Linked DNA regions of Homo sapiens: region 2 is linked to region 1. A link is an interaction called in ENCODE POLR2A ChIA-PET data of the cell type or tissue named here. Cell type or tissue: CD4-positive, alpha-beta T cell. All regions are shown on one strand. Links, peaks and the distances in the headings refer to the core of each region. The heading gives the core; the rest is flanking DNA.

Region 1 (4,387 bases), core at 271-4,270:
ACACGAAGCAGAAATGGACAAATCTGCAATTACATGTGGAGACTTCAGTATTCCTCTCTCAATAATAGAAGTAGTAGACAGAAAACCAACAGGATGTAGAAGAACTGAACAACACCATCAGCCAACTTGGTCTAATTCACATTTATAGAACACTCAGCTGAATATACATTCTTTGCAAGTGCACATGGAACATTCATCAATATAGACCATGTCCTGAGTTAGAAAACATACCTCAACACATTTAGAGTAGACTAAGCTTTCCAGGCCCTTGTGTTTTACTTTGTTTTTTCACTTTTCTTTAAAATATAATTTACACAAAGTTTGCAAATCTTTTTTTTTTTCGAGACGGAGTTTTGCTCTTGTTGCCCAGGCTGGAGTGCAATGGTGCGATCTCGGCTCACTGCAACCTCCGTCCCCCGGGTTCAAGTGATTCTTGCCTCAGCCTCCCAAGTAGCTGGGATTACAGGCGCCTGCCACCACGCCCAGCTAATTTTTTGTATTTTTAGTAGAGATGGGGTTTCACCACGTTGGCCAGGCTGGTCTCGAACGCCAGACTTCAGGTGATCCATCCACCTCGGCCTCCCAAAGTGCTGGGATGACAGGCGTGAGCCACTGTGCCCAGCCTGCAAATCTTAATAGTACCATGTGATGAATTTATATGTGTATGCCTGTTTAATCACCCAGTTCAAGATACAGAACATTTCCAGCACCCCAGAAGATTCTCTTGTGCTACCTCCTAATCATTACCCCTCCCCAAGGTAACTATTCTGACTTCTAACACAGAGTAGTTTTGACTTCTACAGAGTAGTTTTGCTAGCTCCTTGGGTTTTAATTCACTATTAAGTAACCTCTGGCAGTAAGGTTTATATGCGTTAGCGGAATTTGGACTCCTTACTCAGGTTGCAGTTACAACCCAGTTTTCTTTTATAAAGCACATGTGTCTCATTGATCACCATTGTATTGTCTTTTTTGTTTTTTTTGTTTTTTTTTTTGAGGCAGAGTCTCACTCTGTCTCCCAGGCTGGAGTGCAGTGGAGCGATCTCAGCCCACTGCAATCTCCGCCTCCTGGGTTCAAGTGATTCTCCTGCTTCAGCCTCCTGAGTAGCTGGAATTACAGGTGCCCGCCACCATGCCTGGCTACTTTTTGTATTTTTAGTAGAGACAGGGTTTTACCATGTTGGCCAGGCTGGATTCAAACTCCTGATCGCAAGTGATCCACTTGCCTCGGCCTCCTAAAGTGCTGGGATTACAAGCATGAGCCACTGCGCCCGGTCCCGTATTGTCTTTTAGAAAAACTGTATAACTATTTAAATATTTTCAGTCACCAAACTAAAAAACAAATACTAAAGTTGAAGTTTATTGCTCCCCAGAATGAAACTACAAATTACATCTGATGGCCATTTTTACAGTTTAACCAATAATTAGTTCTCTATCATATTATCTTTGTTTCGTTTTCCTTTAACAGAATACCTAAGACTAGTAGTTGTTCTTTTTTTTTTTTTTTGAGATGGAGTTTCGCTCTTGTTGCCTAGCCTGGAGTGCAGTGGCGCAACCTCGGCTCACTGCAAACTCTGCCTCCCGATTCAAGCGATTCTTCTGCCTCAATCTCCTGAGTAGCTGGGATTACAGGCATGTGCCACCCCATCTGGCTAATTTTGTATTTTTAGTAGAGACAGGGTTTCTCCGTGTTGGCCAGGCTGGTCTCGAACTCCCGACCCCAGGTGATCCACCTGCCTCGGCCTCCCAAAGTGCTGGGATTACGGGTGTGAGCCACTGCATCCGGCCGGAAGTTGTTTTTATTTTTTTACTATTTTTAATTTTTTTAAAGAGGTTTATTTGGCCCACAATTCTGTAGCTGGAAAGTCCAAGATTGGGCAGCTGCATCTGGTGGGGACCTCATGCTGCTTCCACTCATGGTGGGAATTGGAAGGGGACCAGGTGTGTATCAAGAGATCACATGGTAGGCCGGGCATGGTGGCTCAGGCCTGTAATCCCAGCACTTCAGGAGGCCAAGACAGGCGGATCACGAGGTCAGGAGTTTGAGATCAGCCTGGACAACATGGTGAAACCCCATCTCTACTAAAAATAGAAAAATTAGCCAGGCATGGTGGCCCATGCCTGTAATCCCAGCTACTCAGGAGGCTAAGGCAGGAGAATCACTTGAACCCGGGAGGCGGAGATTGCAGTGAGCCAAGACTGCACCACTGCACTCCAGCCTGGGTGATGGAGCAAGACACCACCTCAAAAAAAAATATATATATATATATGTGTGTGTGTGTGTATATATATATACACATATATATGTATATGTATGTGTGTGTATATATATATATCTATATCTCACATGGTCACATGGCAAGAGAGGAAGCAAGACAGGAACCAAGGATGCCAGACTCATTTTCTTTTCCTTTCCTTTTTTTTTTTTTTTTTTTTTTTTTTTGAGACAGAGTTTCACTCTTGTTGCCCTGGCTGGAGTGCAGTGGTGCAATCTCGGCTCACTGCGACCTCTGCCTCCTAGGTTCCAGCAATTCTCCTGCCTCAGCCTTCCGAGTGGCCAGGACTACAGGTGTGCGCCACCACATCTGGCTAATTTTTGTATGTTTAGTAGAGACAGGGTTTCACCATGTTGGCCAGGCTGGTCTCAAACTCCTGACCTCAGGTGATCCACATGCCTCACCCTCCCAAAGTGCTGGAATTACAGGCATGAGCCACGGCACCCGGCTCTTTTTCTTTTAGTATGGAGTGCTTCACAAATTTGTGTGCCATCCTCGTGCAAGGAAGCCAGACTCTTTTTAACAACCTGCTGTCTTGGAAACTAATCCAGTCCTTGGAGAGTGAGCACTCATTCACCCATGAGGAGGGCATTAATCTATTCATGAGGGATCTACCCCCATGGCCCAAACACCTCCTACTAGGCCCCACCTCCCAGCACTGCCACTTTGGGGATCAGACTTCAACATAAATTTTGGCAAAGACAAACCACATCTAAACCATAGCAGATATGATAAGTCACGTGAGCTTTGAAGGACTGTGACATGGTAGAACAGCATCCACAGGCTCTACCAGAGTTTGGTGGAACAGCATCCACAGGCTCTACCAGAGTTTGAGGGAGCAGCATCCACAGGCTGTACCAGAGATTGAGGGAAGCTGGTACAAATTACTGGATCCAGCACCATAGAAGGGGACTCTGGGAGAATCCCATGTAAAGATTTTAGCTAGTCCAGGCATAGTGGCACACACCTGTAATCCCAGCACTTTGGGAGGCCGAGGCGGACAGATAGCTTGAGCTCAGGAGTTCGAGACTAGCCTTGGCAATACAGCAAGACCCCCATCTCTACGAAAGAATACAAAAATTATTCAGGCGTGATGGCGTGTACCTGTAGTCCCAGCTACTCAGGAGGCTCAGGTGGGAGGATCATTTGAGCCCAGGAGGTCGAGGTCGTAGTGAGCCGAGATCGAGCCACTGCACCCTAACCTGGGCATCAAAGTGAGACCCTGCCTCAAAAAAAAAAAAAATTTAGCTAGTTATCCTTTAAATGTATTTCACCCATACATGCATATGCCTGCTGTGTACCTACAAAAACTTTTTAAATCTAAAATATTAACATTTGGAAAAAAAATGTATTTTGCTGGGGCCAAAATCCATACTTGGTAGCCCTGAGTATCAACAGCATTTTTTGAGCGCCCATTATATATAGGATATCAAACTTATAATTGTGGAGAATCACAAGGGAGGTATAAAATAAATTTCTTGTCCAGGCACGGTGGCTCACGCCTATAATCCCAGCACTTTGGTAGGCCGAGGCAGGCAGATCATTTTGAGCTCAGGAGTTTGAGAGCAGCCTGAGCAACATGGCAAAACCCCATCTCTACTAAAAATATAAAAATTACCCGGGTGTGGTGGCGGGCACCTGTAATCCCAGCTACTCAGGAGACTGAGGCTGGAGAATTGCTTGAACCCAGGAGGTGGAGGTTGCAGTGAGTAGAGATTGCGCCACTGCACTACAGCCTGGGCGACAGAGCAAGACTCTGTCTCAAAAATAAAATAAAGTGAAAATTTTTTTTTTGGCAAGAATGTAGAATTTAGAGGTAGAAGATTTAGAGCTTGGAAACAAAGCTGTATACCTATATGTAAACACATAGGAAAAGGTCTGAAGGAATTTTCACATGATTACTTAACTCTAGGTAGGGATTAAGATTGGGATGGGCTGAGGGAGGAAGAGTGAAAGGGAATTACGTATTTTTTTAACTTTACTGAGGAATTACTAGAAATTTTTGGTACATATTACACGCATAAACACAGCAACACAAAGATTTGTTTTGAGCTTTGGCTGCCAGTTATTAGTGGTTTAACCCCAGAGATGAATTAAATATTTATGTTGTTGTT
Region 2 (4,387 bases), core at 159-4,158, 180 kb after region 1:
CTTTTGTTACTATATAATGTCCTATGTCTCTTGTGACTTTTTAAAAATTTTTTGTTTTGTTTTGTTTTTGAGATACAGTTTCCCGCTCTGTTGCCTACGCTGGAGTGCAGAGGTGTGACCACAGCTCACTGTAGCCTTGACCTCCCAGGCTCAAATGATCATCCACCTAGGCCCCTCAAGTAGGTGGGGCCTGTGCCACCAAGCCTGGCTAATTTTTTTTTTGAGATGGAGTCTCACCCTGTTGCCCAGGCTGGAGTGCAGTGTTGAGATCTCAGCTCACTGCAAACTCCGCCTCCCAGGTTCAAGCGATTCTCCTGCCGCAGCCTCTTGAGTAGCTGGGATTATAGGCGCCCATCACCACGCCCAGCTAATTTTTATATTTGTAATAGAGACGGGGTTTCACCATGTTAACCAGGCTGGTCTCAAATTCCTGGCCTCAAGTGATCCACCCGCCTTGGCCTCCCAAAGTTCTGGGATTACAGGCATGAGCCACTATGCCCAGCCCCACTGTCCTTTCTTCAAGTTCACTGATTCTTCTGCCTCCTCGAATCTACCTTCGAATCCTTTTAGCGAAATTTTCTTTTTTTGTTGTTTTTTTTCTTTTCTTTTTTGAGACAGAGTCTCGCTCTGTTGCCCAGGCTGGAGTGCAGTGGGTGATCTCGGCTCACTGCAAGCTCCACCTCCAGGGTTCATGCCATTCTCCTGTCTCAGCCTCCCAAGTAGCTGGGACTACAGGCGCCTGCCACCACGCCAGGCTAATTTTCTTTTTTTTTGTATTTTTAATAGAGACAGGGTTTCACTGTGTTAGCCAAGATGGTCTCAATTTCCTGACCTCGTGATCCGCCTGCCTCGGCCTCCCAAAGTGCTGGGATTACAGGCGTGAGCCACTGTGCCCAGCCTGTTTGTTTTTTTTTTTTCTTATGAGACAGGGTTCCCTCTGTCACCCAGGCTAGGGTGCAGTGACGTGATCATAGCTCACTGCTGCCTCAAATTCCTGGACTCCAGTGATTTTCCTACCTCAGCCTTCTGAGAAGCTGGGATTACAGCTGTGTACCACCATGTACAGCTAATTTGTAAATTTATTTATTTTTTTCTTTTTTGGGACAGGGTTTGGTGGGTTTGGCTCTATTGCCCAGGCTGGAGTGCAGTGGCGCAATCTCAGCTCACTGCAACCCCTGTTTTCTGGGCTCAAGCCACCATCTCACCTCAGTCTCTCAAGTAGCTCGAACTCCTGACCTCGTGATCTGCCTGCCTCGGCCTCCCAAAGTGCTGGGATTACAGGCATGAGCCACTTCGCCCGGCCGATTCTTGTCTTTCTCCATGGTTTTTTGTTTTTGTTTTTGTTTTTTTGTTTTTTGTTTTTTTGAGATGGAGTTTCACTCTTGTTGCCCAGGCTGGAGTGCAGTGGCATGATCTCAGCTCACCACAGCCTCCGCCTCCCGGGTTCAAGCCATTCTCCTGCCTCAGCCTCCCAAGTAGCTGGGATTACAGGCATGCGCCACCACATCTGGCTAATTTTGTATTTTTAGTAGAGATGGGGTTTCTCCACGTTGGCCAGGCTGGTCTCAAACTCCCGACCTCAGGTGATCCTGCAGATCCGCCCACCTCAGCCTCCCACAGTGCTGAGATTACAGGCGTGAGCCACCCGACGGGCTCCATGGAGTTTTTTGTTATTGTTTTTGTTTGTTTGCATTTGTGTTTATTGTTTTTGTAAGCTGTCTCTGTGCCAAAGATCAGCCTGAAATACCATCTTAATGAACCCTCTAGCTTTTCTGAGTCTGTGCCTTTCTCTGGCCATGCACTGCGCAGTCACTTTCTAATTTTCCTTGTATGTGCAGTTTTTTTTTGAGTTTCTAATCTTTTTTTTTTGTTGTTTTGGAGACAAGGTCTCGCTTTGTGTCCCAGGCTGGAGTGCAGTGGCGCAATCTCGGTTCACTGCAACCTCCACCTCCCAGGTTGCAGCAATTCTCCTGCCTCACCCTCTCTAGTAACTGGGATTACAGGCGCCTACCACCACTCCTGGCTAATTTTTGTATTTTTAGTAGAGACGGGGGTTTCACCATGTTAGCCAGGAGGCTGTTGAACTCCTGGTCTCAGGTGATCCATCTCCCTTGGCCTCCCAAAGTGCTGGTATTATAGGTGTGAGTCATAGTGCCTGGCCGAATGTTCTGATCTTTAATGTCTGGCTCCCAAAAAGGAAAAAAAAGTAGTGGGGGCAGGGCACTGGCCCTTTAAATCACCTGGTGGTGGCTTGAGTTGGAAGGGGAGGAGCCTACCCCAGTTGGGGAGGAGCACAACCTCCGTGGCTTCTTGCCTCTTCCTCTGCACCTCCAGGATCTGAAGCAGTGTTTCCGGAAAGTCTCTCAAACCCTGTTTGTCCTCTCCTCTCATACCACCACCACAATCATCAACACAGAAGAAAGCTTCTGTGGCCAAATTTGTGGAGTTTTCCCCATACACCAAGCAGAAGAGCCAGTTGAGCGTCCCCTAGTCCAGTTCTGAGGCTAACTGGAGATAGCATCAGATCCCATGGAGTGAGGGCGCACTCCCCAAGCCTCCCCCGTCACAGCCCCACACACCAGTCCCACGTTGGGGCCCCTGGAACTTGTGACCTACAAGCTTCAAGTTGGGGTTCCCACATCCCCCTCTTTGGGTTCTGTTAATTTACTGGGGCAGCTCACAGAACACGAAGACACACTTCCTTACATTTACTGGTTCATTGTAATGGATACAGATGGAGACATCTGTGGTGTTATATATATATTTTGGGTTTCATCCTTGGTTCCTGGCTCTTAGTTCCCATAGCCCTTGTTACAGTCTTTGGATAGAATGTTGGGTGTGGCCAGGCGCAGTGGCTCATGCCTGTAATTCCAGCACTTTGGGAAGCCTAGGCTGGTGGATTGCTTGACCTCAGGAGTTCGAGACAGCCTGGGCAACTTGGAAAAACACGGTCTCTACAAAAAATACAAAAACTGGCACGGCGTGGTGGTGCACTCCTCTAATCCCAGCTACTCGGGAGGCCGAGGCTGGAGGATCACTTGAGTCTGGGAGGTGGAGGCTTCAGTGAGCTGAGATCGAGCCACTACACTCCAGCCCGGGCGATACAGCCAGACCCTGTCTCAAAAATAAAAGAATGGGCCAGGCGTGGTGGCTCATGCCTGTAATCCCAGCACTTTGGGAGGCCGAGGCAGGCGGATCATTATCTAAGGTCAGGAGTTCAAGAGCAGCCTGGCCAACACGGTGAAACCCCATCTCTACTAAAAACACAAAATTAGTCAGGCATGGTGGCGTGTGCCTGTACTCCCAGCTACTGGGGAGGCTGAGGCAGAAGAATCACTTGAACCCAGGAGGCAGAGGTTGCAGTGAGCCGAGATCGGGCCATGCCATTGGACTCCAGCCTGGGCAGCAGAGTGAGACTCTGTCTCAAAAAAAAAAAAAAAAGACTGTTGAGTGTGTTAGGTCTCAGAGTCAAGCCTCATACATATTACAAAGGAGGATACAGATAAAGAGAGCTATAGCTATAGAACTATAAATACAGCTATAGGGAACACGTATGGCACTTCCATGCCCTACCCCAGGGGTTGAAGTTCTGTGAATCTTGTCCTTAGGGTTTTTTTAATTTTAATTTTTATTTTTTTTTGAGACGGAGTCTCACTCTGTCGCCCAGGCTGGAGTGCAATGGTGCGATCTTGGCTCACTGCAACCTCTGCCTCCCTGTTTCAAGCGATTCTCCTGCCTCAGCCTCCTGAGTAGCTGGCACTATAGGCGCACACCACTATGCCCAGCTAATTTTTTTTGTATTTTTAGTAGAGACGGGGTTTCACCATGTTGGCCAGGCTGGTCTCGAACTCCTGACCTGGTGATCCGCCCACCTCTGCCTCCCAAAGTGCTGGGATTACAGGCATGAGCCACCGCGCCTGGCCGTTTGTTTTTGAGACACGGTCTGGCTCTGTCACCCATAGTGGATAACAGTGGCCCGATCTCGGCTTACTGCAACCTCAGCCTCCCAGGCTCAAGCGATTCTCCTGCCTCAGCCACCTGAGTAGCTGGGATTATAGGTGCACACCACCACGCCCCTCTTATTTTTTTTTTTTTTTTTGAGACGGAGTCTCGCTCTGTCACCCAGGCTGGAGCGCAATGGCGCGATCTCGGCTCACTGCAACCTCCACCTCCTGGGTTCAAGAGATTCTCCGGCCTCAGCCTCCCGAGTAGCTGGGACTACAGGTGTGCACCACCATGCCCAGCTAATTTTTGTATTTTTAGTAGAGACGGGGTTTCACCATTTTGGCCAGGATGGTTTCGATCTCTTGACCTCGTGACGTGCCCACCTTGGCCTCCCAAAGTGCTGGGATTACAAGCGTGAGCCATCATGCCCCGCCTTATTTTT

The links. ChIA-PET counts read pairs that join two places held together with the same protein. Peaks named below come from ENCODE experiments on the same cell type or tissue, not always from the same donor. Only the 100,000 strongest peaks of a DNase experiment are listed, where the experiment ranks them.
Region 2: POLR2A ChIA-PET joins it to region 1 with 5 read pairs; 2 of 35 experiments call an interaction of 5 or more read pairs at or near these places.

What each region holds. Positions count from the first base shown.
Region 1 is chr14:102,382,434-102,386,820 of GRCh38, forward strand. The region is part of intron 2 of TECPR2 (tectonin beta-propeller repeat containing 2); the gene reads left to right. All of the region lies in intron 1 of LOC124903389 (a long non-coding RNA gene), which reads right to left. Among named protein-coding and RNA genes, the nearest start is that of TECPR2, 22 kb to the left of the region's middle. In CD4-positive, alpha-beta T cell, for the core only: no CTCF peak of the experiment used is centred there; no DNase peak of the experiment used is centred there.
Region 2 is chr14:102,566,000-102,570,386 of GRCh38, forward strand. No RefSeq gene overlaps it. Among named protein-coding and RNA genes, the nearest start is that of LINC02323, 23 kb to the left of the region's middle. RefSeq lists an enhancer at 3,987-4,387. In CD4-positive, alpha-beta T cell, for the core only: no CTCF peak of the experiment used is centred there; a DNase peak (open chromatin) is centred at 2,292; H3K4me3 peaks cover 368 bases; H3K27ac peaks cover 452 bases.